Regions from separate parts of the Homo sapiens genome. Here region 2 is linked to region 1. Evidence: chromatin loops called from intact Hi-C (ENCODE). Cell type or tissue: CD4-positive, alpha-beta T cell. All regions are shown on one strand. Each heading gives the region's core, and the rest is flanking DNA. Links, peaks and the distances in the headings are about the cores only.

Region 1 (14,745 bases), core at 2,440-10,439:
ATATTGCCCAGGCTGGTCTCAAACTCTTGGGCTCAACTGATCCACTGGCCTTGGCCTGCCAAAATGCTGGGATTACAGGCATGAGCCACTGTGCCTGGCCAAGTTTTTAAAATTATGAGCAAATATGAATATACAGTCTTATTAAAGCCCCCTGTTACAGGAAAGATAGCATACTATACATATGATTCTACCATTGCCTTTTCTCATAAAGAGGTATCTTAGATGTCTAGTCCATATCATCATAATAAACATTTCATTATTCTTTTTAAATAGCTGCGTTAATTTTCTATTCTATTCCACCAATATTTCTCACTTACTGTGCACCAATCTCTTTGCTGGGTGCTGGGGTCAAAATGATGAATCAAAAGAGGTCCTGCCTTCAAGGAGACTACAGCCTAAGGGCAAATAGACAAACAATTATGATGAACTATCGCAGGAGCTATTCATTCCAAAAATATGAAGTACCAACTGCTTGTCAAGCATTGCTCTTGGCAGAGGGGAGATGACAGAAAACAAAACCCATGAAAATCCCTGCCCCGTGGCGCTTCTGTCCTAGCAGAGCTCATGCTCTAGCACTGTGATAAGGGAGAGTAGGGGGTGGGCACATGGTGGGGCCCCTAACCCGGTCTGGGGGTCAGGGAAGGCTACCTGGAGGAAATAGGTGGACCGAGAGATAATGAGGGTGGTGTTGGCAGGACTTGGTTGGATTTGACCGGGAGGGAGAGGAAGCCTCAGTCCTCTCATCTAAAATGAGGCAAATGACCCCGTCCCTGGGCTCCTCTGAGACTCTGATACAAGTAAGGCTCAGGGCAGTGGTGCTGTCCAGACCCATCCCTTCATCTGCTGCGGTGCTGCCCCCACCTTACCCCTCAGCCATGGTGTCCGTACTCCAGCAGGCACTCTGCCTTCCTGCCTTCTCAGCCCACTCCCCACCCCATCACACACACACACACAACACACACCACACACACACCACATGCACACACCGCATACCACACCGCACACCACACACACACATCACACCATGCATACACACACACCCATCACACCGCACACCGCATACACACACACACTACACTACTCCCCACACATACACCCCCACACACATACACACACCATATACCACACCGCACATCACACACACACAACATGCATACACACACCCATCACACCACACACCACATACACACACACTACACCACACATGCACACACCACATTCCACACCGCACACCACACACACACACCATATGCATACCCCACATACCACACTGCACACCACACACACAGCACACCATGCACACACACACACCCTTCACACCGCACACCACACACACACTACTCCACACAAACACCACAAATGCACACACCACATTTCACACCGCACACCACACACACAAAACACACACACCACACATGCACACACCACATTCCACACCACACACCACACATACACACACACATAACACACATGCACACACCACATACCACACCACACACACACATCACACCATGCATACACACACCCCTCACACTGCACACCACAAACACACACACTACACCACACACACCACACATGTACACGCCACATCACACACCACATACACATACACACTCCTCACTGCACACCACACACACTACACCACACACATACACACACCTGCACACACCACATACTGCACCGCACACCACACACACATCATACCACACATACACACAAACCCCTCACACTGCACACTACATACACACATACACACTACACCACACACACACACTACATACCACACCACACACCACAAACATTCACACCATGCATACACCCTTCACACCACATACACACACACTACATCACACACACACCACACATGCACACACCACATACCACACCGCACACCACACACACAATTACACCTCTCATACACACACACCCCTCACACTGCACACCACACAACATACCACACGTGCACACACAACATACCACACCCTACACCACACACACACATTACAACACAAATACCACACACACCCCACACACCACACTACGCACCACACACATATGCACACATATACGCACAAACACACACACCACATACACACATATTACACCATACACACTACACATGCACACACCATATACCGCACACATATGTGCACACATACACCCCACACACCACATACACACACATTACACCACACATACCACACACACATTACACCACACACCCACACACCCTCCATACACATCCCCCACACCACACACACATTACACCACACATACCACACACACATCACACACACCACATACTACGCACAGGCACACACCACACCACATACATCACATACATACACACATCACACTACACCACACATGCAAACGTACATACACCACACCACATATGCACATGCACACCACATACATGGGCACATCACACCACACATGCATGTATCCACACACCACATACACACCCCTCCACACACACACCACACACCACACATGCAAACACAGCACACCCACCCACACCCACCCACACTCACACACACAGACCCCACCCACACCACACGACGAACACCACACACCACAAACATACCATTCACACACAACACAGACATCATGCACACCACACATCATACATACACCACACACACCACACATACACACACATCATATGCACACACCACATACCACACACATGCACACACACGCACATACACAGACACTCCACACCTCATACATACACACACCACACCACACACACAACACACTCCACATGCACACACCACATACACACACACTACACCACACATACCACACACACACCCCACACACCCCTACACACCACACCACATATGGACATACCACATACCACACTGCACACCACATACACACACATTACACCACACATACTATACACACACAACACACTACACATACACACACCACATACCACACACACGTGCACACATACATACATACACCTCACACCACACACCACATACACACACATTACACCACACATACTACCCCCACACCCTTCACACACAACAGAAACGTACACACACATTACATCACACATACCACACACAGCACTCACACCACAAACATACCACACACACCACACATGCACACGCCACATACTACACACATGCACACACACACCTTACACACCACTTACATACACATCACAGTACATACAGCACACATGCACACATACATACACACCACACATCATACACATGCACACCACATACATATGCACATCACACCACACACACCACACATGCACATACCCACACACCACATACACACCACACACATCACACCACACACATCACACATGCCACCTACACCCACCCACCCACACCCTCATTCACAGACCCCACCAATACACACCACATACAAACACACATCATACACACATACCACACACACCGCAAACGCACAGCATACTGTACACACAGAACATATACATCACACATACCACACACCATACACATACCACACACACACACAGACACATCAAAGACACACACATACCACATACCACCCACCCTCCACACACAACACACACCACCCTCAGACACGTACACAATCTTGGTACGGGCCATTGACCCTCTGCAGGAGTTCAACTTCCTGCCTAGCCTGGCCCATCCCCATCGCACCTAGGGAGCCTCCCGGAGTGCGCACAGCCCACTGTCACGGCTAGGCTGCCACACACCTCTCAGCCAGTCCGGTGTCACTGCCGGCGTGACTGTTTTGTGGACCCCATTGGACTGTGCGGTCCCAGGACTCCCACGCCATGGGTGCTGCCTGGTGCCTGACCTTGCAGGGACCTGCTTGAGGCATTGCCTGTGGCTGGTGGACAGGACAGGCCACCAAACACTCAGTGAGGGTTGGGGACTTCTGCTGAGTGGGAGCAAATGGCAGGAACAGTCAGCATTTCCCAAAATCCCCGTGGGCGGTTTGGCACCCACCCAGGCCCAGCCCAGGTTTATTTGGTGATAAGATTTGGTTTTGTTTTTTCCCAAGCCCCAAGGGCGTGTGCCACCCAGAGCCCTGGCCTGGATTATCTGTTGCTCAGTGGCAGCCTGGAGCTGTGCCTCGCAGTGGGGCTGTGCAGGGCATGGGGTGCTCTTATTCATCCTGACCCTCTTCTTTACAGGGATGGTGATGAAGGACCCCAGAAGCGCTGCCTGTACACCCCCAACCAGGCTCCAGTGGGTGCCACTTGTCCCGGCCTGAAGTCACAGCCTCCAGATGCTGCCTCCCTCTGCCAATTCCTATACCTGCTGGGGTGGACACTGAGGGCCAGTCCCAGACTTGGGAGCAGGGTGGGAGTGGGATGGGGGGTGGTGCGTAGGGAGGACCTCTATGTGGCCCTGATTGTTGGCTCAGTTTCCTCTGCCTGGGGGATGGGTTGAGATGTCCCCTGGTTGTGACAGAACAGAGGCTGCAGGTTCTCAGCCCCTGCAATCCCCACCCTGCATTTGGAACATTCTGTCCTGGCTCCTGAGTCTGAAGAAGGTGCAAAATGTGTGGTTTGGAACTCCTATTGAATCTGAGCGTGGCTCTGCCTCTTGCAGACTCAGAATCTTTTCCATTCTAGCTTCAGTGTGTCTGAGACTCATTGTTTGCTAAGGATTGATTCCATGAATGAGTGACCTGCCCTCAGTGGGGCCCATCCTTGATCGTAGGCTCTGTTGTTGCTGTCTTGAAACTCAATAATGTCTGAACAAGAGACCCGGATCTCCATTTTGCACCGGGTTCTGTAAATTATGTAGCCAGTCTCAGTTCACTTTTAGTTGTCTGCCCTTTAGTATCTTTTTCATATCGAACCACGTAGATGTATTTTTAAAAATATAAAATCTAAGTCGCACAAAAGATAAAAACAAAGAAGGACACATTTATTATTTGTTGTGCACCTTTAGAAATGGTCCACAGGTCCACTGCAGTGCACAAGCTGCTGCATGCACACCGCACGTGACAATCCAGTCTGCCTGACTCCCAGGACAGCCTGTGTGATATGCAAAATGCCATTCCCATGAGGGCGCATCATGTTTCCCAGGAGCTCTGAAGGACACAGATAGAGCTTGTGCTCTAGGCTGCCCCCCTGTTCCCGTGCTGGCTCCATGCTGGTGTCCAGAATGAGCCAGTTCACACTCCAGTGCCACGTGGGGGGAGAAGTGGCTCCCAAACTCCCCTGCTGACCTCCCCCCGGCCCCTAGGTGTACCTTCCAAGTCAGATGACAGTCATAGGCTAACATCCCCAGCTTTGCCTGGAACTCAGGAAAGGATACTTACGGGTAGACAGAAAGATTCTGCAGTGGGCATGGACTTGGCCATTGAAGACCCTGAGAGGACATCTTGTCCACCCTCTCCAGGCTAGGCCCTGTCTGTGCTGCCTGGAGCCAGAAGAAAAAGATTCCAGCCTTGGAATCTGCAGGGAGGGAGACTCCTTGCAGTGAGCTTTCTTGCATTTCATTCTAGTATTTGCCACAGATGCTGATTTCTTGCCTGAGTCATATATATTGAAGTTTTTGCTCATTTCTTACTAGGCTTAAGAAATTGGAATTCTCTGCCTTACAAATCCCAAAGGGCTAAACATGCCTCCAAGCCCATGAACAAGCTTTGAGCATCTGAAGGACAAAACCCCAGCTCCTAAAACCTTCATGAGCATCCACTTTCTGCTCAGCCTGGAAGAGAAGGAGCACTGCTGCCCTCTGGTGGTCAGGCAGCAGAGCATCTAGGAGCCACCCAAGGGAGCTGGGTCCCCTTTGCTTTGTCTTTGGGACAGCAGCTTTGAGTATTAGGTCAATGGATGTCCTTTCACTGTTCCTGGAACATGGCAAGCTTGTTTTTGCCTCAGGGCTTTGGGTCTTGATGCTCCCTCTCCCTGGAATGTTCTTTCTCCAGCTCTCAGGTGACAGCTGCTTTCTCATTCTCTAGCCCTCAGACCAAATGCCACCTCCTCAGGGAAGCCCTCCTGGACCACTTCATCTAAAATAGCAACTCATCCCACCCCCTGTCACTCTATCCCATTACCCTGTTTCCCTTTGTTTATAGCACTTACCTGCTATTTGGAAATATCTGTCTAGAGTCTGCGTCTCTCCCTCACCAGATGTCGGCTCCAGGAGGGCAGAGTCCCTGTGTTTTGTTTGTCACTGGACTTCAATGCATCGTACATAGTAGATACGCAAAAATAAACTTGTCAAAGAAGTAAATAAATGCATATTGACAACAGCTACTGGATTTAAGCACAGCTTCTGGTCCTCAAAACCACACTGTGATACAGGGGGCAAGGCACATCTCACCCCCACAGGACAGATAAACAAATTGAGACTCAGAGATTTATGTGAGTTGCCTGAGCACCCAGCAAGGAGGAATGAGCCATGGTCCCTTGTGGCTTCTCCTGTGCTCCCTCAGTCTTCTACCCTGGAGGGAGCAGAGGGGGTCTCAGGCACGACAGCTTCTGCCAGGAGCTGAGGCGGGCCCAGCATGTGGGGTCCAGACCTTTACTCCTTAGTCTGCTCGTTGAAGGAGGCTGAGCTGTGCCATTGTCCAAAGCTTTGCTTGTGGCTGAGGGGTGTGAGGTGGGAGCGGGTGAGGAAGGTCTGTCCACAGGAGGATGTAACCAGACTCCAATCAGTGGCCGGTCTGCGGAGATGTGTGTTCTGGAGCGGGAGTGTTTGAGGGGTGGATGGGTGGGGAAAGCTGGAGCCACTGCGGAAACGGTGACTTCTGCAGGACCAGGGTTTGGCTCTGACATTCCGGGCTTCATCCAGACGCTCTCACTATACTCAGCCTGAGCCAGGGGCTGCCCTCTGACTCTGGGCCCAGCACCAGGGTCAAGGGCTCTGCCGCAGAGCTTAGGCCCCCTGCACTGTGCTTGGGCAGGCAGTGGGGCTGGAGGGGGATGGTCACCTGTTCTCAAGCCTGGGGTGACCAGGCTCGGGGCAGGCTCTGTTTCTGGGCTTCCAGAGCAGGCGTCTGGAGGTCAGCAGCATCTGCTCCTTGACTGGTCTGGCGAGAGCTTGATGGATTCTGTGAGGTGATTTTCTAAGATGCTCTGGTACTGGGGAAGGAAAGAGAGGCCGGCATTCATGTCCTGAGATACAGAGTGCACCGCCCGCCCTTCATTTCTTAGTGGGCCTCAGAGCCTGGGCTCTTGTTTCCTCCCCATTATACTTCTGGGAAACTGAGGCCCAGACAGGGAAGCCACTGGTGTTCCCCACCCTCCTTCTTCCCTGTGTCTCCCCTCCAGCCTCTTCCCAGGAGCCCAGAGCAGGTCAGTGTCTGAATTAGCGGCCCAAGTCTCCTGACCTCCAGCCATGTCCTATAACTTTCCATTCTCCAGAGGGGACAGCTGAGGTGTCATTTGGGCTTAGGCAGAGAGGTGACGGCCACTCCTCATTTCTCCTGGAGACCTCTTCCTGCAAATATCCCAATACCCCCAACCTCCTTTTCATCCTGTCCACCTCTCAGCCTCCCCTACTCATGCCTAGAAAAGCCCAGTCGGTCCTCTGTCCTGGCCACATCCAGGCAGCCCTCCCTAAAATGGACTCAATGTTTCTCCCGGGCCCTTTTGCTTCTCCAGTCTCTCTTGTCCCAACAAGGGTCCAGAGGAAGCCCCTTCTCGGTCTGCCAAGCTTCTGCCTTTCCAGCTGGCTCCACTTCTCACCAAGAGCCTGCCCCCCCTCCCCAGTTCAGGGGTTGGGGTGGTATGGAGGAGGGGGCCCTTCTTTAAGCAGATGGGTTCCTCAGGCTGAAGACTTTCTTCTTCAAGGGATCCCATCTCTTCACGCTGCTATGGCCTCTGCTAGTCACAGAGCTCAATCGCGTTCATGTTCCTCCCACAGCCAGTACTGTGGGCCTCGGGGTGAGTGATGAGCATTCACTCTACGTGGAAGGGGTTTGTGCTACATTGGCATGGACCTGAGCAGGGGCAGAGCATCCTGTGTATCACGCAAAATTGTCCCTGGCAGTCCATCTCAAGTGTCCTTCTCAGGGGGCAACTTCCAGGGACAGGGGTGCTGCCTCCTTGTCTCTGATTTTATCTCCCCGGCAGTTCCCAGGCTCAGGCCAGACACCCAGCTGGTGAATATCCACCAAATCCTTAATGCTCATGACCCTAGACCTCAGGAGGTGGTGTCCAGCCTTGCCTCCTGCACCTTGATGATGGTGGTGCCCCCAAATACATAAGAAGATCCTCTGACACCCCATCACTCACTGCCACCCCCAGACTGAGCAGTAATGTACCCCGATGGCACAGAGCTTGTGGTGCTGAACCTGGGTCCAGCCCTTCGTCACGGAGTTGGTTTCTTGGGGATCCCCCATCTCTCACCCCCCACCCTGGTAGGATCTTGGGACTAGCAGAGTGAGCACCATCTGGGGTAGGTGTGAGAAATGTCCTCATTTGTTGCATGGGCAAAGCCTGAGGTTTTCATGCTAGTGTTGCCCTAATGACATCTGCACCCTCCCCGGGTGCAAGTCATCGCTGAGCTCTTTCCGTTAATGACATCATTTTCACTTGACAATGGCAGCATCTTGTTCCTCAGATTTCCTGCAAAACCTCCAGGCCATAATTAGGTTTCTATGTCATTCTGTTCTCCAGGCCCCAGGCCTCTTGACAACTTGTGAATCTAACTGTACAAGTAATACAACACTATTCCAATGCTTGCAGCATTTCAGTGGGGGTGTGACTGTGGGAGTCTGTCTCTGTTCCCCCAGTCTGGCCACCTCAGTGGCCTTGCCTTAAGTCCTGCATCCTGAGGACCATGTAAAGCTGCTGTGATTCACTGAGCAGCTGCCAGCCAGCCCACTTCCCTCCACTGGATGTGGTGATTCTGTCTTTTTCCAATTAACCCCAAAAGAACTGGGCCTCTAGGCAATATCTCATGCTACTGGAGCTGGGCCTGAAAAGCCCCAGCAGGGATGGTATTGCTAATTTTTCCTTCCCCTCCCCCTCCCTCCCCTTCCCCTCCCCCTTTCCCTCCCCTTTCCTCCCCTTCCCCTCCCCCTTCCCCTTCACCTCCTCCGCTTCCCCTTCCCCTTTCTTCCTTTCTTTGACAGGGTCTCACTCCTGTGGCCCAGGCTGGAGTGCAGTGGCACAATCATGGCTCACCATGGCCTGACTTCCTGGGCTCAGGTGATCCTCCCACCTTAGCCTCCCAAGTAGCTGGGACTACAGGCATGTGCCACCATGCCCACCTAGTTTTTTATATTTTTAGTAGAGATGGGGTTTCACCCAGGCTGGTCTGGAACTCATGGGCTCAAACAATCCATCTGCCTTGCCGGATGTAATCCCAAAATGCTGGGATTACAGGTGTGAGCCACCATGCCCAGCCAGCATTGCTAACTTTCTGGAGCAAAACCTCACCACCCCATATCTTCCAAAGCTGGTGGATATCTCTTCTTTAATTATTAGGGCATCCTTCGTCATATTTTGGAACAACTAAATACCTAATCCTTGAATGTGGCTAAATTGGTTACTAAAGTAATCTACCTTTCCTTTCAGAATGTTAACTGAACACCTACTCTGTTCTCTTTCAGAATGTTAACTGAACACCTACTCTGGTCTCTTTCAGATAATTAACTGAACACCTACTCTGATTTCTTTCACAATGTTAACTGAACACCTACTGTGATTTCTTTCACAATGTTAACTGAACACCTACTCTGGTTTCTTTCACAATGTTAACTGAACTCCTACTGTGGTCTCTTTCAGAATGTTAACTGAACACCTACTCTGGTTTCTTTCACAATGTTAACTGAACACCTACTGTGGTCTCTTTCAGAATATTAACTGAACACCTACTCTGGTTTCTTTCACAATGTTAACTGAACACCTACTGTGATTTCCTTCACAATGTTAACTGAACACCTACTCTGGTTTCTTTCAGAATGTTAGCTGAACACCTACTGTGGTCTCCTTCAGAATGTTAACTGAACACCTACTCTGGTTTCTTTCACAATGTTAACTGAACTCCTACTGTGGTCTCTTTCAGAATATTAACTGAACACCTACTCTGATTTCTTTCACAATGTTAATTGAAAACCTACTGTGATTTCCTTCACAATGTTAACCGAACACCTACTCTGGTTTCTTTCAGAATGTTAGCTGAACACCTACTCTGGTTTCTTTCACAATGTTAACACCTACTCCGGTCTCTTTCAGTATGTTAACTGAACACCTACTCTGCTCTCAGCAGGTGCCTCACATATTGCTCTCTTTACTACAAGGCTCACTTGCAGAACTCAGACGTTTCCACCTGGTGTCTCGAGGATCCTTGAATGCAATGTGCTCACATGGACGTCATTATCCCTTTCTCTCATGAAGCTCCTGCTTTCTCCTTTGTTCCCCGTATTGCTTGGCTCATGGAATCACTAATCCATTGTCCCTTCATTTGCCAAGCTAGAAACCTGGTCATCAGCCTAAACTGCTCCTGTTCCTTTCTCCCTGCATTTGATCATCATCAGCTCCTGATGTTTCTACCTCCAAAGTCTCTTTAATTCACCCTCACCTTGCCAGCTCTATCCTCTCACACCTGGACTATTGCAGTAGCCTCTTCATCATCACCCATGGCGCTCATCCTCTCGGCAGCACGAAGCTCCCTTGCTGAAAACCCTATGATGCAGCTCCATTTTAAAACAGCATGTAATGCCCTCTCTGCACTACAATAGCATTTTATTTAACCCTCACAGTAACCTCATAGGGAAGATATTATTATCTGTACTTTAAAGTTAGGGAAGTGGTGGCTTAGAGAGGCTTCATGACTTGCTCAGGGACACACAATGAGAGGTAGAGCTGAGTATAAAGCCAGATCGTTCCGACTTCAGAGGCCCAGCTCTTTCCACCCCAGCTGGGGGCTCACTCCTTATTATAGAAGCGCCTCCCACATTCTCCTCTCAAAACACCCTGGGCTGGAGCAAATGAGCCCACAATCTCCCTGGGAAGGAAGGCAAGTTCCTTATAGGAAATGCCTCTGAAAACTTTTCTTTGACCTCAAAATCTGTATTTGTAAACTTCTGTTTCATCTTAAGAATTGATGTGAATTTTACATTCTATGCCCTAGTTAAGTGTGTTTGTTTTTATGTGAACGTTTCTCCTGCAAATTTCTAAGTAACAAAGACACTGCAGAAAGTTGTGCCCTGTTGGGTTTCAAGGTCCTGGGTGAGCTCCTGAGCACCTCGGGCAGCCTAGCAGCACCATCTGGAAGGCGTGGGCCTGTGGTATGGCATCTGCACTCCTAGTCGGGGTTCACGAGGCCTTGGTGGCCTTGCTGGCTTCATCACTAACTATGTCCCCGTGCTCTGACATTCCTCCACGCCAGGTGTCTTCTTGCCAACATGACCTACAGTAGGTGTCTCCTATAAGCCCCAGGAACTCATGCCTGGGTCTCTGGCCTTGGCCTTCTCTCTGCCCTTCTTCCCCTCCGGCTTACACCCACCATGGCCTACCATCTCCACCTGCAAACTGTGAATTACCTTCCAAACTTTCTGACATGTCACTTCTCCCAGCAGGCATCCTCACTCATCCTCACTACCAGCTGTCTGGGAGTCACCTTGTCATCTTAATCACACCCCCCACAGCACTCATGTCACTCCGGGACAGTCACTTATGGATGTCTCACTCTACTGACCTCAAGTGCTCTGAGGGCTGTGTCTCCAGCTCTAGCCTGACAACTCAATGGATATTTATGGACTCAAATTATTTTCATTTTATAGAGAGGAAATGGAAGCTCAGAATAGTCATATGTCTTGCCAAGGGGTCCACTTGAGAGAACCAGGGGAGGATTCAAATCCAGGCCAGTCTGATCACAGGTACCACACCTGTGACCTCCAGACTTCTGATCAGTGCACATGCCCCATAAACATGGGGGACCGACATGGATTGCTACCCATTTATTCTTTTGCCAAGAAAGGGTGTTATAAAAAAAATGCAAGCAGACAAGCCACTGTCTACTAACAGCACCATGTCATAACAGCGACACAGTCAGAAGGACCTGATTTAACCACAATATAGTAGGAAGGACACCATTTGAAGAATAAAGGATACTCCTTCCCCAGATAGGACAGGTGCTAAGCATGCACAGACACGGGCTGTGGGCTGATGGACACTTCCTGGTGACTAAGCATTTGGCAGTCGCTGCACTGTGCTTGTGGAGGATTATTGATCAATATCACCACCAAGGTCAAACAGCATTCCTCAGCACTCCAGGAGGACAGCAAGAGCAGGCACGCCTGTGCTTCAGGAGCCAACTACACCGCCCATGTAATAAAGCCACACTTCTTGACCAAGCACTAAGAGAGGGACACCTCTCTGCTTTTCCTTTCCCGAGACAGTGAGGGCTGGAGGAGAAGCAGAACAAGAGCCAGTGAGGGTCGGGGGAACCCTAAGATCAGGGCTGTGAGGCCTGAGGATGCCTAGCTGGGCTCTTCTCCCTGAGCAGCCGCTAGAGGTAGCTGCTGCCTCTTTCTCTCTGGGACAACCCCTCGCTGGGGCCTGGAGCACTTCTTTCCAGAGCAGCTGCAGAGGGCATCCCATGAGGGCGGCGGATGCTTCCACATAAGGGAAGCTTCCAGTCCCCCACCCTCATTTGCCCATTTCCTCAATTCAGAACCATTGCTGCGATGATCCTTTCCCCTCTCCTAAAAGGCCCATGTTGATGAGATGTGGCAGAATGATGACACAAGCTGAGCCCCTCCCCATGCCAATCCCAGGGCTTCCAAACTCCACATCAGACTGACGTTAAAACCACGCCACTGCTTCCAGGCAGCCTTCCATGGTCTTCCCCACCTCCTTGCAGAATTCAGACTTTTCTACCTGGTGTCTCAAGGAACCTTGAACGCAATGTGCTTACATGAATGTCATTGCCCCTTTCTGTCATGAAGCCCCTGCTTTCTCCTTTTTTCCCTGTCTTGCTTGGCTCATGGAATCACTAATCCATTGTCCCTTCATTTGCAAAGCTGGAAACCTGGCCATCAACCTAAACTGCTCCCTTCTCCCACTCCCTTCTTCCCTCTCCCTCCTCCCTGCCTCCTCCCAGCCCCCTCTCCTTCCCTGCAGCATGGGCTGTCTGTGAGCCCCTCCTCTAGACCCTACCCCTAAGTCCTGCCCCACCAGACCACACTGTATTGCAATCACTTAGGGGCCTATCTGCCTGCCTCTTGAGACAGAGGGTCCTGAGGCCTGTACAGTGCCTGCCACACACTCAACACATTCTTGCCGAACCTTCGTACCTAGGGGTCTACGTCTATTCATCTTTTTGATTGGGAGATGTCAGCAACTCGTACAGGTTTGATATTTCACTTGGGTGAATGCCTGGCACCTCCCACCAATGAAGATTGGACTAGACCATCACTTCTCAAACCCTTCCTCGTTAGGATCTCCAGGGCTCAGGTACAGGACTGGAGTTTTTAGATACTCCACGAGGGATTTGGTTAGTTAGCTGGATTGACAGACCACTGACTGCATGCTCTAAGGTAGCTTTCTACCTCTGGCATTCTGTGGTTCCAGAGCTGGAGTGCTGTTAAACCCATTCCATAACTAATTAACTGAGACGATGAGCAATCCTGTCCCACCCACATCCCTGCCCACACCCAAGATGTTCTTCTCTGGAAGCTCCCGAGACCCTCCCCAATCCAGGGGCGGTCTCAGCAGGTCCTGCCGCCACAGCCACTCACCCTCGACAGAGCCCTACTGGCCAGCATCTCAAACGCTTGCACCACATTGATGTCATTCTTGGCACTGACTTCAAAGTAAGGAATATCTTTCTCTCTACACCAGCCTTGAGCTACTTCCTGGGGTACCTGAATGAGGGAAAGAAATAGGCGTGGTGTCTGTATTATCATCGCCATCACCACCATTGCCACCATCACATCCCCACCATCCCCATCAGGCCCACCATCCCCACCATCCCCATCATCCCCACCAGGCCCACCATCCCCACCAGGCCCACCAGGCCCACCATCCCCACCAGGCCCACCACCACTCCCATTTATTGAGAACCTCCCAAGTGTCTCTAACTTTACATATAAATGTAGGAGGTGGGAACTGTTAGCTCCATTTCACAGATGAAAAAACGGAGGCCTGGAGAAAAAAAACTTGCCCAGAGTATGTGAGGCTGAGCAGGATTTGAACACAGGCCTGGCGGAATTACAGCCCACTGCACTTTGTTGCCTTCCTAAGGCCTAAACTAAGAGCTTCTGCCAACATTGCCTCTTTTGTCAGTCCCTTCAAAGAGAGCTGCACATGAGAGACACCAGCCAGGAATGGCAGGAAGGGAGGACTTTCTTCCCCAGCCCAGCTAAGCAGGCTCACACTCAGGAGGCCTGTTGCTGGGCAGAGACTCGGGTCTCAGCTGACCTTGCTTCCCCAGGGCAGGGTCCTAGGAACAATTAATAAGCTCCTACTATGGGCCAGTTGCTGTGTTAGTCACTTTATCATATATGAACTCATCTCATCCTCTCCATGACCCTGTGAGATAGGCATTATCAGTTCCACTTTATAGACAAAAACACTGAGGTTCAGAGAGGTTCAGCAACTTGCCCCAGATCACATAGCTGAGAGAAGGCAGAGCTTGGATGTAGCCCCAGCTCAGTGCTCCCCCTGGCATCTGAGCTGCCCTCTACAGGGCACTGCATAAGAACCATGCCTCTCCTTTTCTGTCTCCCTTCGGGAGCTCAGGGTCAGGAGCTCAGCTCCTGGTCTGGCACACATGAGCCACCAGGCACAGGCTGAATGACTAC
Region 2 (14,745 bases), core at 2,016-10,015, 450 kb before region 1:
AGCCTGTGATTGGGCTCTGAATGGTTGTTCTGCAGGGAACGCTAGGTCCAGAGTGAAAGTCTGGAGCCCCACAGCCCTAGCTACCCTGAAACCAACAGTGGTGTCCCCATCTCATCCCTGTCACCACAGGACGTCAGCAAGAGGCTCTCTCTGCCCATGGATATCCGCCTGCCCCAGGAATTCCTACAGAAGCTACAGATGGAGAGCCCAGATCTGCCCAAGCCGCTCAGCCGCATGTCCCGCCGGGCCTCCCTGGTGAGTCCCAAGAGGGTCAGAGGACACAAGGTGGGGTGATATGCCCTCCCCAGCATGGGCATATCAGTCCCAGCTGAGGCCTAGATGGGATTTCGAGGAAGATTCCTGGGCCTCTGGTGCCACCTGCTGGCTTGAGTGCATTCAACTAGCTCGTCCTCCTACATCAACATCCATTTCCTAGATGGGTCTCACTTGGGCTGGAATGGGACTCTAAGCCCACAGTGGGTCCCACGGTCTCCACATGGTTAAGATCAATAGGCCAGCTGGCATGTGCCTTCCAGTCCTAACTGCCTATCAGAGCTGTTTGGGACATCTTACAAAACACAGACTCTACCTCCAGACACCTATAGAATCAGCCTCTCCGGCTAGGGGGTCCAGGAATCCGTCTTGTTAAGGGTTGGATACACCTGAGCTAGAAGTGCGCTGATGAGAGACACAGTCAGAGAGGTGGATTCTGAACTGGACACTCAAGGTACAATGGGAAAAAAGGCAGCACTCACTCTGGAGGAGCTCGTGGTCTCAGTCGGAGACACAGGTAGTCAAGATGTGCAACAATCCCAGGTGCCACAGCTCTGGGCTCTACACTCTTGGCTGTCCTGGGAGGAAGAAACTCACACTTTCACGAGCTCTGTCCTTTATCACAGGGATAAAGGGAAAAGGAGCCCCTTCCACCATGGAGTCTCATCCCTTCCCTCCCAGAGGCTGGAGTTGGGGGAGGCGTCATGTCTGTGGAGCTGCTAAGGGCTTCAAGCTCACGGCATTCTATGTCTCTCCCTCTCAGTCAGACATTGGCTTTGGGAAACTGGAAACATACGTGAAACTGGACAAACTGGGAGAGGTAAGACGCTGGGTTTGGTCTTCTCCGAATAGCCAGGCAGGATGGCTTGGAGGAGGGGCAGACCTCCCTAGTCGGCCCTCTCTGGTCGGCCCTCTCTGGTTGGCCCTCTCCTGGCCCCTGCCCCATAGAGGTGCACAGTCTTGGCTGTGCGCTCTGGCCCAGGCTTTGGCAGGGATTGAAGTGAGCTCAGATCCTGAAGGAGGGCGTGAGGATAGAGTAGCCATGGCCCTGGGCAGAATCCAGTCTTTTTTTTTTCTGCAAGTCCTTCTTGCCTGGGTTCAAAACCTAGCTCCACCATTTACTAGCTCTGTGACCTTTGGCAAGTTACATGACCTCTCTGTGTGCCTCAGTTTCTTCCTCTGTCCAATGAGACAGTAATTGTCCTATCACATAGGGTTATTGTGAGGATTGGGCAGGTTACTGTAATCAGCTTATGTACGGCACACAGACAATGCCTGGCACATAGGAAGTGCTGTGTCACTTAGCTATTTTTGTTGTCACTGTGCAGAGGCCTGGGGTGGGTGAAGGTTTATAGAGAGAGGGAACACACAGCCCTTTCCCTCCAGGAGCCCAAAGAGGTGACCTCTGTGTAAACATCAGCATCGTATAAGGAAGAAAAAACCTGGTGTTATCATAGACGGGCACGCGGCGTGCTGGGGCTTAGAGGAAGGACGGATTCACTCCGACTGGGGAGTCATTAGGGATGCTTCCTGGAGGAAGTAGGCTTTGGAGGAAACAGCATGTCAGTAAAGGGAGGAAGGGCACTCAGGCCCCAGTCGTAGCCCAGGCAGAGGCACAAATGGGGAGGCACTGGACAGAGGCCAGCAGCACCTGAATGCGCCTGGGGCCGCTGTGGCCCTCCATCCCAGGGCACCTATGCCACAGTCTTCAAAGGGCGCAGCAAACTGACGGAGAACCTTGTGGCCCTGAAAGAGATCCGGCTGGAGCACGAGGAGGGAGCGCCCTGCACTGCCATCCGAGAGGGTACAGCATCCTAGGCTCCCACGCTCCCCTGGGGGCTTCAGGAGGAGGGGTTCACCAGCCTGCACCCTTGTGGGAGCTGGGGGTAGAGGATCATTGCTGGAATGGGACTCCTGGCGCTGACCCCAAGAAAAGAGGGTATGGGGACACATGGGGTCCTAGGGACCCAGGTGGATCTGTCTCCTCACAGTGTCTCTGCTGAAGAACCTGAAGCACGCCAATATTGTGACCCTGCATGACCTCATCCACACAGATCGGTCCCTCACCCTGGTGTTTGAGTACCTGGTGAGAGTCCGGCTGGGGCTGGCCGCCTCTCCCTCTTGTGGTGGAAACGGGGTGTGGGTAGGGGAGTGGGAAGCTGAGGGAGTGGGAGTAGTGGGATGAGGGCGACCCAGGCCTTGTTCTGGAATCAGATTTTCAGATGCTCCCGTGCAGGAGTGGGCCAAGAGCTCAGGCTTACGGGTGGCTCGAGCCAGGGACCTGTCCCACTAGTGGGCGTGGGCCCTTCCCAGGGAGGGGCTTCCTCTCCTCAGCCTGTGTCTGGGCTTCTGGCCAGGGGTCAGCGTGGGGCAGGACTGAGCCACGCTCTGTGTTCCAGGACAGTGACCTGAAGCAGTATCTGGACCACTGTGGGAACCTCATGAGCATGCACAACGTCAAGGTGAGGCCTCGGGGGCAGGGTCCCCCCATCTTGGCAGCCACCTGTCCAGAAGCCCAGTGTGGGGACCCACTCTCACCACCAGGGATCCGGCTGCTGAGGTGGCTCAGACCTTCCCACGTAGGAAAGAGGGAGAGGGCAATGCCATCAACGAGTCCAGGAACTGGGTTGAGCGCTTTACCCCAAGAACAGACACACACTGTCTGCCACTGTCTAGCTGTTGGTATAAAACCCACTCTCAACTCTGAACATCAGTTTCCCAGTCTGTCAAATGGGAGTGTGAGCTACCTGCCAAAATGCAGGGAGGCTTCTGGGGAAGCTCGGGGTTATGAATGACCTCTCCTGGTGTTTGTTAAAGAATCAAGGCTGGGCATGGTGGCCCACGCCTGTAATCCCAGCACTGGGAGGCCAAGGCAGGAAGATGGCTTGAGCCCAGGAGTTTGAGACCAGCCTGGGCAACATGGCAAGACCTCATCTCTACTAAAAATTGAAAAATTAGCCGGGCACAGTAGCGTGCACCCATAGTCCCAGCTGCTTGAGAGGCTGAGGCAGGAGGGCCACTTGAGCCCGGGAGGTTGAGGCTGCAGTGAGCCATGATCACACCACTGCACTCCAGCCTGGGTGACAGAGTAAAACCCTGACTCTAAAAGAAAAAAAAAAAAAAAAGGGATCAAGCACATATGTCTCCACATAGGCGGGCATCCTGACCCCCGTGCTCCTGACTGAGACTTCGCTGGCCTCCCCCACACTCACTGCGTCCTCTGCACCCCTGCTGTCCTCCCCTCTGGATGGGATTCCCTGGTGTGGGTGGGGTCCAGGATGGGGGCTGCAGGGTGTGCAGGAGAATGAGGGGCTTGTGCTGACCTCACTGCCAAGCCCCTGCCCCCATCCTGGTCCCAGCCTTGGAGCAGAGGCTCAGGGCCACCTTCCACCCCACATTTCTCTTCCCCCTCCCCCAGATTTTCATGTTCCAGCTGCTCCGGGGCCTCGCCTACTGTCACCACCGCAAGATCCTGCACCGGGACCTGAAGCCCCAGAACCTGCTCATCAACGAGAGGGGGGAGCTGAAGCTGGCCGACTTTGGTGAGGCTGGGGCTAGGGTGGGGGTCTGACGCTACTGGGGTGCCTCAGGGTGTGGGTGCAGTGGGGGAGGGCATAGCAGTCAACCCCACAGCACCTGTGGACAGAGGTCCAGTGACATGTCTGCCCCCAGGACTGGCCAGGGCCAAGTCAGTGCCCACAAAGACTTACTCCAATGAGGTGGTGACCCTGTGGTACAGGCCCCCCGATGTGCTGCTGGGATCCACAGAGTACTCCACCCCCATTGATATGTGGTGAGTGAGCACTGTGGGGACCGAGGAGGGGAGGACAGGCCTGGCCACACCTCCAGACTCTCCTTTGCTTCCCCAAGGGCCTCGGGGAAGAACTGCCTAACTTCCTTTGCCTAAAAGCCTTGTGACATCCTGCTGAAATGGATGTTAAAAAATTAGGTCTGAAATATAATAGGTTAGGGTTTCCCTGGCTTAAATAGACCCCCAAGCCTGTGCATTTGAAATCCTCCCCCAGAGGCCTGTGGGGGGTTACCAGAGACCCAGAGGGTCCAGGAGGGCCCCTATAGTAAATACGATGAATCTTCCCCAAGCATCAGTCCCAGTGAAAATTTTGAAAGAGAAGTACTATTTTTATGTTAAAATGAACAAGTGTATGATTTGGTGTAAAATGAAAAATCAGCCCAAATTGCAAGCCAAGCCGCCGGTGGTTATGAATGGCTGCTGTGACTCCGCCCCAAGGTTCCCCAGGAGAATGGATTTATGTACTTCTCTTCCAGTGGGGCACACAGTGGAGAGAGTTTGAGACAACACTGCTGAGAGAATTGCCACATGGGCGCTGGCTGCACAGACCCAAACCTCACAGAGTGAAAGGGGACTTTCCTCACAGAGTGAAAGTCGCAGCTTTCCCGAGCCCAGGGAAGCCCCCCAGAGAGGGGCTGTAGTGGGGGCTGGGCAGTTCTAGGAGCCTCCACTGCCCTGGGCCACCCCTCCGCCGCCAGAGCCACGATCCCTGCAGCCGCCTGTGGCAGGTCGTCATTGGTGCCCTGGTGGAGCAGCCCTAGGAAGGGCGGCCGCCCCTGCCTGATGCCGACCCTACCCCTTGCTCCTCGCAGGGGCGTGGGCTGCATCCACTACGAGATGGCCACAGGGAGGCCCCTCTTCCCGGGCTCCACAGTCAAGGAGGAGCTGCACCTCATCTTTCGCCTCCTCGGTCAGTCTCCCGCTGCTCCGTCCCTCTCACCACCAGGGGGCGCCGGAACTCCTCCAGCCCAGGCGCGGAGCGGGACGGGGAGGAGCGGCTCGGCCGCCTCTCTCCCGGGCGGGGACCCCCTGTGGCCTCGGCCATCTTTGCTCCCACCTCATACATTGCATCCCTTTCAAGTCGGCCTTGGCCCTGGGCCTCACGCAGGCCCTCCCCACCCTCTCTCGTCTCCCCAGGGACCCCCACAGAAGAGACGTGGCCCGGCGTGACCGCCTTCTCTGAGTTCCGCACCTACAGCTTCCCCTGCTACCTCCCGCAGCCGCTCATCAACCACGCGCCCAGGTAGCCCCTGCGCCCGCCGCCCCTCCTGCTGCGGCCCTGGCTCTCCCATCCCCAATCAGGCACAGCCTGTGTCCGCGCCTTCTCCTTGCAGGTTGGATACGGATGGCATCCACCTCCTGAGCAGCCTGCTCCTGGTGAGTGTCCTCCCGGCGGGGCCCAGGGAGAGGCAGCCAAAGAGCCAGGTCCCTGTGCCCCATGCCGGGCCTACGCCCCAACTTCTGTGGCTCGTGTGCTTACACGTCTTTGAAACATCTCCCCTGTACTCTCCACCCCCAAGGCCAAGGGGTGGCCTCCATACACATCCTCTGGAGTCTGTGCACTGCGAGCCCAAACCCGTTACTTAGCTGTGTAGCTCTGGGCAAGTTACAGAGCTCCTCCATGCCTCAGTTTCCTCAGCTGCAAAGTGGGATTAATACCTATTTTATAAGATGGCCGTGAGGATACATTGAGATGACGGGACACACTTAGTGTGGTGCCTGTCTTGTAAGGCACACGATGAAGGGTTGTTATCGGCACTACGCTTCCTGTTACGGATGTTCTCCATCTGATCATGGTTGGTTTGCATCTGTATTTCTATCCCAAGAGAAGGTCACTCTCCTGAAGTTTCATTTCTGGTTTTTCCTGGTGGCTGGAGACCGAGGAGCCTTCCCCTGAGTCTTGAGATGGCCTGAGGTTGGGTTTGTGGTAGGGGCTGGAGGCTGACCTGGGGCTTCTCCTGTTAGCCTCAAGCCTCACCCACCTTGGTGCTCTAACCAGCACTGGAGTCCTGCTGCCCAGAGGGTTTGCAGCCCCCCAGCCGGGCCCAATAGCCCCACCCTGTGCCTTTCAGTATGAATCCAAGAGTCGCATGTCAGCAGAGGCTGCCCTGAGTCACTCCTACTTCCGGTCTCTGGGAGAGCGTGTGCACCAGCTTGAAGACAGTGAGTACTGGGGGTCCGGGAGCAGGGCCACCCAGAACCAAGGAAAGGGGTTGGTGAGTGTGGGCAGAAGAACCAGAACAAAGAGGCCAGAGGCCCCAGCCCCAGCAGAGCAGCCCCGGGCACCTTGCCTCCCCTGCTGGGGTTCTCATTCCAAATTGAGGGGGCAAACAGTGGAAATGAGACGCTGCCTCGAGGGCTCAGTTGGTCCTTCTGGGCCAGTCCTTACTGGAGGCCAGCTCCACGCAGCCCTCTCCAGACTATGCACTTCTCTCCCCCAGCTGCCTCCATCTTCTCCCTGAAGGAGATCCAGCTCCAGAAGGACCCAGGCTACCGAGGCTTGGCCTTCCAGCAGCCAGGTAGGGGCTTGTGCTCTCCTGGACCCCTCCCCTTGTTAGTGGAAGCCAGAGCAGGCGACCCCTCCCCAGTGGGGACTCCCATGGTCCCCCCACCACTGGCTTCCCTTTGGACTCTTTGGGGAGCAGAGAAGGGGTTGGTTTCTCCTGCCTAGACTTCCTCGTCCAGCTCTTCCCTCCTCAACCCTCCACCCCAGACAGGACATTGCATTTGACAGTAGCCCTGGCAAAGAGGCATGCTGTCTCTGGTGCATTCTCTCTGCAAACCCTGAGCTCTCTAATCAGATTCCATCCTGGGAGAACGGTACTTTGTTCCTAGAACAGTCAATGGCCTTGGACATTGACAAATGCTTTCCATGCATCGTCTTCTTTAATCCTTAAAATACCCCTTGAAGCTAGTACTATTAATATTCCCCATTTCATAGTCAATGAAACTGAGGCTCTGGGAGGTTAAGTCACAAGTTCATGCAGCTAGTAAGTAGCAGAGATGGGATTTGACACCAGGTCAGACCGGCTCCTGTTTGCATGCCCTTGCTTGCTCTGTCAGAGCAGCTCTGGGGGACAGCGACTGTCCCTGCTGACCTGGGGTACCCGTCAGCCCAGCCTCCTCCCTGCAGCCCCACCTCTTCTCCATTCTCCAGGACGAGGGAAGAACAGGCGGCAGAGCATCTTCTGAGCCACGCCCACCTTGCTGTGGCCAAGGGACAAGAGATCACATGGAGCACAAATTCGGGTAGGATGGAGCCTGTGTGGCCCTCGGAGGACTGAAGAACGAGGGCTGACAGCCAGCCTGGAAGACCGCTTGGCAGCCCTTCTGGCCACGGCTGTTTCTTCTTTGTGCTTCCCGTGTGCCTCCCCAGTAGCCCTCACCTGCATACCAACCCCTCCTTTACCCACGTTGGGGCTGGCATAAGCTGCTTCCCTGAGAGGACATGAGGGGGGGGCGGTCCTCGTACCCTCTCCCACCCTGGTGTTTGGGCACCTGCGTGGGATGCACACGGATGACAGAATCAAGGCGCCAGGATGGGCACTCTGCCCTGGATACAGGCTCTACCCTCCTCCCCCAGGACCTGCCTAGTGCCAGTTTGGTAGTCCCCCTTTCTGGCCCCTTGGAGCCCACACACGTTTCATCTTTTTCCCCTCTGAGAGCAAGAAGAGACATGGCATGTTCTCTGGGACCCTGGAATCCTAGGTACCCACATGTGTGCCAAAGCCTACCCCACCTGGCAGGTGTCCCACAGCAACAGAAGGAATAGTAGTCCCCACTCTTTCCATCAGCCCTACCCTACCCTCATTCCCCGACACCCTCTGGCTTGAACCATGGCTGAGCAGTGCCGGCATACGCTTTGCTGGCATGCTTGGATGCCCAGCTGTGTCCAGAGGTGGCCTGGGACCGCCAGTTGCACGCCTGCCACCTCAGCCAGCCCCCGCCCAGCTCATCAGTCTGAATGGAGTTGCCTTAAATTGGCAGGTGGTACCGTACTCACTGCCCTTGGAGCTGTGACCGGCTCCTGCCTGTCCACCCCTTCCCGAGGTGGCTCCTGCTTACCTTATCATCCCAGGGCTCTGATTAGCCAGGCCTGGTCAGGGTCCTGGGGACGGCACCCAGATATGCAGAGTCACCCTGACACTGGTGCCAGGCTGACCTCAGCTCCCGAAGGCTCGCACAGCCTCCCCATCCTTCCTTCCCAGCCCTTGTGGCTCTGTCCACCTGATCCCAATACCAGCTTCCCCCAGCCCCTGCCACCCCAGAGGGCGGCCACGACAGGGAGAGGTGTAGATGCCACCATCTGAGGGAGAGGAACGTGGAACAGGAGCAGGCTCTGATGCTGAGAGGCTTGCCTCCGGGGGCTGGAAGCCTGGGTGGCCGGGGCCCCTGAAGAAGGCTCCCCTCTGTATCCCCCAGGTCTCCTCAACACTGGGCTGATCCTGAATGGCACAGGCCAAGGGGAGGCCAGCCTCGCCTTTCTACCCAGGCCCCCTGCCCTGCCCACCTCAGGCCCCCACCCTCCACTCCTCCCCACGGTACTGTGAACGTCGTGTGACTCAGTGCAGAGACAGATAATATATTTAATTCATGTACAGAAAGGAGCGAGCAGTCTCGTACAGAAAAGCTGACTTTGATAGATTGATGCCAAAGATGGAGAACTGAAGTCCCCCCTCCAGGCCTAATGAGTGTGGGTGGGGTGTGCTTGTGTGTATGTGTGTGTGTGTGTGTGTGTGTGTGTGTGTGTGTATATATATATATATATATATATATATATAGTGAGGAGAGAGTTTGATTTGTGTGTATCTCTGACCTCCCCTACACCCCAGGCTGTGGGACGAGTGCCTAGCATTCACCTTGCTGTATCCTGGGTGCTGCTGCGTTCAGAGCCAGAAGTTGGCTCTTGCTGAGGAGCATCAGTGGTTGTTGTGGGTGGGCAGAGGAGTCCCAGGCCTGGGAGTCTGACCTGTGGCCTGGCATTGGCCCAAGTTGGTGCCTGTGGGGTGGGGCTGGCCAGGAGAGCAAAGAGGGACCCCTGGGCGGGGGTCTGGGGTCTGGCCGTGCAGCTAATCCCTGTGTTCCTGATGCCAAATGGCCCCCTGGCTTCTGGGGAGGGAGGTAGGCAAGATCAAGATGAGGTTGACATGGGAGATGGCCAAGGCCAGGGCAGCAGGACGAGGGTGTGGGCCTCACTGTAATTCAGGCTCTGCAAGAATTGCTGCAGACCTCGAATACACCTCCTGCTGCTGCCTAGACCGCCTCCCCACCTTTGATCTGGACACAACCCACCCCCGCAACACATCATACACAGCTCCCAAAGTGCTCAGAGTCCTGCTGTTGTCCAGTTCGGTGTCCAGGTTTGTTCTTCCCGAGACCACTCTGAGAATGCCAGGCCCGAAACCCTGCCTCCTGACCTGTCCTCATGCCTGGCCTTAAGCACTTTGCAGTTTGCCGGCATGGTTTGCAGTTACTTAAGAGGGTGGCTGCTTTCCAGAGGAGGAAGCTGATGCTGAGGTTGATGATGTCTCCCAAGGCTCTGGAAGTAAGGGGCGGGCCAGGGCTCCATTCTCAGCTCAGCACCAGTTCTACCGAAGGAGACCTCCTCACTTTGCTTGTAGGCAGCCAGACACCAAAGTAGGGTCGTAACTCAGACAATTAGTGCTTGAGGGGAGGAGAAGGGCTGGGAAATGCATTGGTGGGAATTGGAAACCAGACATTTATTAAGTTCCCTGCTGGGTGCCAGGCAGCCCTGTGCCCAGGCATTGTCTCACTGAATCCTCATAGAAACCCCCCTTTCTCCCCACTTTGCAGATGAGGACAGGAGCCTCCCAGGGGTAGCCTGGGGTCACATACCAAATTAGAATCCCAGGTGTCTGCCCCCCAGCCCTGTGGTCTTTAAGGAGTGGGAGGCGTGGGGAGGGTGAGGTGGAGATAGTGCAGAGGCCCTGGAGGGAGGAAAACACACAAGGAAGGATATGGGCAGATGCTGCCTTGAGGAGCACTTTGCAAGGCAACTCTTGTGGCAGGCAGAGGTGGCCCAGAGTCGCTGGGGGCAGCCGTTCTTGCTGCTGCAGCTGTGGCCCTGCTGAGGAGGCACACACCTAGGGGCTTCTGACATCAGGCATGCTGAGCTTCTGCCCTAGAAAGCTGCCAGGGCTGGGAGTGCCGGCCAGCCTGGGGGTGTGGAACTCAGCTGGACAGGCCTACACCAGGCCTTGGATATGATTGGTGCTCAAAAAGTGATGGCTCCGGAGAAGGAAGCTGGGTTCGGGTGTGAAGAGGGGCTGAGTGATTTTGGCCATGAGCTGCCACTGGGCTCCCAGGGACCAGGCTGAGCTACAACCCAACCCAGTGTCCTGGAGCCCTCGGTTTCCTGGGCACCCCTGCAATCATTTCCTTATGCCGGTGACTCTCAAAAACAGGAGCCTGCCCCATTCTGCTGGAATCCCCGGCCCAAAGCAGCCTTTTACAAGTCATTCCCCCTCAGGCCTCACTTGTCACCTGCCTGCTTCTGGGACAGGTCAGGAATATCCAGGGTGCAGATGCCGTCCCCTCCACCATGGCCACTTGGCAGGGGCATTTGAGGCATGTAGCAGCCCTGCAGCTTCAGACAAAATGTCCTATTTGCTGAACTCTACAGGGTGGGGGTGATATCAGCTCCTGTGCTTGGCACTGCCCACATCATCTTGCACCCCGGTGGGACCTGGAGCTCGCTCTCCCCTGCCCCACCCTCCTGTGGGCTCCCATTCACCCTGCCCCTACTCTCTGGGTCCAGTGGTCAGGGCTGATGTCTAATAGGCCACCACTCCTCTACCCTGCTAGGCCCCCTGGGTCAGCCAAGTGTCAGACACTGTTGCAGGCCTGCTCCTTTCCTCCCTTCTTGAAGCATCCCAGCCTCCTTTGGGCCATCTCCCCACCTCTATCACTGCTCAGACCCTTGCTTTTGGCCGTGACACTCTACAGCACCCCAGTGAGCCCCTCTATCTCCAGAGCAAATCATCAGCACCATGAATTAGCCACAGCCTCCTCCATGCCTGGCCCTGTGCTAGATGCCAGGGACACCAAGATGCATGACATTCCACCCCTACCTTCCAGAAGCTCAGACCTGCCGGCAGAGATGGCCTTGATTACAACAGGTTTTCTCAAGAACCCACTGTGCACCCGGTGCTGTGCTAGGCACTGAGGATACAGCCGTGAACAAGATGGCCAAGCCCTACTCTCATAGAGCTTATGTTCCAGTGGGGGGTATAAGACGTTATCCAAACCAACAGGCATATCAAGGGGTCATAAGTGTGATGAGACAAAATAAGGCAGGGGCAGGTTTGAGGGGGAAGAATGTGATGGCATAGGGAGGGGAACTGCCTGGTCAGGGAGGGACCTCTCCATCAAAAATGAGCTATGGGCTGGGCGTGGTGGCTCACACCTGTAATTCTGGCACTTTGGGATGCCAAGGCAGGCAGATCGCTTGAGCCCAAGGGTTTGAGATCAGCCTGGGCAACATAGCGAGACCCCGTCTCTATTTAAAAAAAAATTAGCTGGGTGTGACGGCTCATGCCTGTAGTCTCAGCTACTCAGGAGGCTGAGGTAGGAGGATCACTTGAACCCAGGTCGAGCCGCAGTGAGCAGTGATCATGCCACTACCATCCAGCCTGGGCAATGGAGTGAGACCCTGTACCAAAAAAAAAAAAAAAAAAAAAAAAAGTGAGCTATGTTGTGTAAGGGGGCCAGGTGGACAGCCAGGGACAGAGTATTCCAACAAAGGCCCTGAGGTGAACGTACTTGAGAATGAGTGAGAGGCAGTGAGGCCAGGGCACAGTGAGCCAGGCAGCATGGCAGGAGGGATGTATCATGTGGGGCAGTGGCTCTGCCCATTAGATCCACCTGGGAAGTGCTTAAGATCCACTGCCATCCGGCCCCAGCTCAGATTGATTCAGATGACCCTAACATGTATCCAGGGTTGAGAACCGCTCACTCGTGCGGGGTCTTGCGGGCTGTGGTACGGGTTCTGGATTTTATTCTGAGATGGGAAGCCACTGGCCTCTGTTTTTAAAGGCTCAGAGGGTCAAATAGGAGATGTCAGCCCCTATAAGGAGGGTGATGGGGCAGGGAGAGGAAGGATCCCCCAGGTGGTGGTAGAGCAGCAGCAGGTGTGGTGGGAAGGGAGAAGGGAAGCACCTGCTCTCCTGTGTTGCTGCGAGAGGGACTGTCATCCTAATCCCAGGGAGGGCCACAGAGGCTCTAGGGTTAGGTGACCTGCATGGCCACACAGGGAGTAAGGTGGACTGTCAATTACAACCCAGGTCAGCCTACCTGAGCAGCTGCCTCCGGGCAGGTGTGGGCACTGGCACGGACACTCCACCTCACTTGTTTGCATGGAGGATGGGCATCTGGTTTCCAGGGACTGGGAAATCCTTGCCTTCTGGTCACCTAAAAGCATTGTCTGACAGGCAGCCAGTTGACACCTGGGGGTTGGGCAAAAGTCACTATCCCCCACCCCACCAAGTGCCCCCTGAGTGATGACTCAGCCCCTCTTCCGGACCCTCAGAACCTCCCACCATCTGCCAACTAAAAGCATCATTGGGCACCAGGGCCCTGCTCCCGCCCTAGCTGTGGAGGCCCGGTGGCTGGCATCATTGCTGATGGTCAGTGCCCAGACTCCAGGGAGTGTGTGCCAATTCTCCTAGACAGGACGGGTGGGGCCAAGGGCAGCTCTGATGAGATTGCAGGTGCCACGTGGCCACTCCCGCTTCCTCCCTTGTTTTCTCCTCTTCCTTCTTCCTGCTTCTTTTTACTTCTCTCAGTGCCCCTTGGGGGCACTAGGTATTACTCAGTGGGCGGCCCTGAGTAATACTGAAACCCAGAGATCAATAATTTGACCCAGCCTCTTGTCTAAGGAAGGAGATTTTGCAGCCTCTCCCTTGAATCAACCCAAGCCTCCAGTCCCTGAGATGTGTTCTCAATGCCAAGCATCAACCCTTGCTCCTGCATCCCTGGGCCCTTCCTGGTGATGTGACGCAAACATGGAGAGCTGAAGCATGGACAGGGCGTGGCAGGGAGGATCCCCGCTGCCCTCCTGCATGTGGTCAGCACTCCTGCTTGCCCCTTTCTGGGCTAGAAACTTCTAGCCCAGTTCCTCATCTTCCTGTCTCCTCCAGAGCTCCTCCCTCCCTAATTTACTCATTATCCATCAGATGGTTCCAGACTCTGTGCCAGGCTCTGTTTTCAGTACCCAGGATACAAACTTGACCCTGACTTAGACCCCACTCCCAGGAGCTCAGCATCTCAGAGGCGGCTAGGATAATCTTTTCTTCCTCTCAGCTTCTTAAGGTCTCAGCTACTTGGGGGAAAGACAGTTGTCCATTAGTCATTCTATTAAAATTTCCTAAGGTTTTTTTTTTTTTCAAGAACAATAAAATGTTTTAATGTCCTCATGTTTTCCCTGGAGGAGAGATTGGCTAAGTCCTAGGTTCCTGGGAAGAAGGAATCTTGAACAACCAGGGAAATAACACACAGGCTCCAAAATCACAGACTTGGATTCAAATCCCAGCTCTACGGCTTGCAAGCTGTGTCACCTTGGGAATGTTCCTTAACTGCTCTGTGCCTCAGTTTCCCTCTCTGTAAAACGGAGATAGTGATAACACCTATTTCACAAGGTTGTGAGGATTTAAGAATGAATATTCAGGCCGGGCGCAGTGTCTCATGCCTGTAATCCCAGCCCTTTTGGAGGCCGAGGCGGGTGAATCACTTGAGGCCAGGAGTTCGAGACCAGCCTGGCCAACATGGTGAAGCCCCATCTCTATTAAAAATACAAAAATTAGCCGGGCGTGGTGGTGGACCCCTGTAATCCCAGCTACTTGGGAGGCTGAGACAGGAGAATTGTTTGAACCCAGGAGGTGGAGGATGCAGTGAGCTGAGATCGTGCCACTGCACTCCAGCCTGGGTGACAGAGTGAGACCCTGTCTCAAAAAAAAAAAAAAAAAAAAAAAGACAAAAAGAGAATGAATATTCAGGAGGGGCCTGACCCAGAGTGCTAGGTGAGTGAGCTTCACATCCTCACTCTGCACACTCCCACCCACTTCTCCACAAGCAGGAATTCCAGCTTCCTCCCTCCTGGAAGTAAAGTGGAAGATCATATGCTTTTATTTCTTGCATTCTTCACTCTTGATAAGATCTCAATCAGCAAGAATGTATTAAGAACATCCTACTTAAAAGATTTTGCAAGACTTTTAAAATGACCTCAGCCCAGAGTTTTTTCTCCACGGAAGCTTTAAACGTAGCTGGGGAAGTAAACATGGAAAGAGAATTTATGATAAAAGGCACTGGGTCAGGCGTCACTCAAAGTGGATCCGCTGCCTCTTGAGGTAGTAAGTGCTTTGTCCCCCAGACTGGGAAACCACTTGGGAATTCCAGGGGCATCACTGCCTCTGGTATGTCTTGCCAGGTTCCTGAGGAGCCAGCAGCCAGATCTGCACCTGGCCTGACCCTATTCCTTGGATCTTTCTTTTTTGCTGTGCGGAGTAGCAAGGTGTAACTGGCAGATGAGATACCTTCCTCAGAGAAGCCAGAGGAATGTGGCAAAGCATGATCCTGGGCTTGCAAACACCCTTCTCCTTGGATTCCAGGATGCCAGGGGTATCCTCTCAGGCCTGTCACTGGCT

The links. Peaks named below come from ENCODE experiments on the same cell type or tissue, not always from the same donor. Only the 100,000 strongest peaks of a DNase experiment are listed, where the experiment ranks them.
Region 2: it touches region 1 in a loop (4-fold over the local background); 4 of 110 quality-filtered maps call a loop at or near these places.

The regions. Positions count from the first base shown.
Region 1 is chr1:205,971,860-205,986,604 of GRCh38, forward strand. It overlaps RAB7B (RAB7B, member RAS oncogene family), which reads right to left. Exons shown (of 6, transcript NM_001164522.3): 5 at 13,681-13,806; 6 at 4,881-7,069. The coding sequence ends at 6,992. It overlaps SLC26A9-AS1 (SLC26A9 and RAB7B antisense RNA 1), which reads left to right. Exons shown (of 4, transcript NR_110984.1): 4 at 4,160-6,236. Among named protein-coding and RNA genes, the nearest start is that of RAB7B, 24 kb to the right of the region's middle. In CD4-positive, alpha-beta T cell, for the core only: CTCF peaks have their summits at 5,712 (motif pointing left) and 5,912; a DNase peak (open chromatin) is centred at 5,712.
Region 2 is chr1:205,524,103-205,538,847 of GRCh38, forward strand. It overlaps CDK18 (cyclin dependent kinase 18), which reads left to right. Exons shown (of 16, transcript NM_212502.3): 4 at 130-255; 5 at 1,037-1,093; 6 at 1,963-2,077; 7 at 2,265-2,359; 8 at 2,673-2,735; 9 at 3,692-3,815; 10 at 3,946-4,066; 11 at 4,897-4,994; 12 at 5,222-5,327; 13 at 5,419-5,461; 14 at 6,157-6,247; 15 at 6,526-6,603; 16 at 7,242-8,688. The coding sequence ends at 7,276. Among named protein-coding and RNA genes, the nearest start is that of CDK18, 27 kb to the left of the region's middle. RefSeq lists a silencer at 5,031-5,150 and an enhancer at 12,335-12,836. In CD4-positive, alpha-beta T cell, for the core only: a CTCF peak has its summit at 5,044 (motif pointing right); a DNase peak (open chromatin) is centred at 5,029; H3K4me3 peaks cover 478 bases.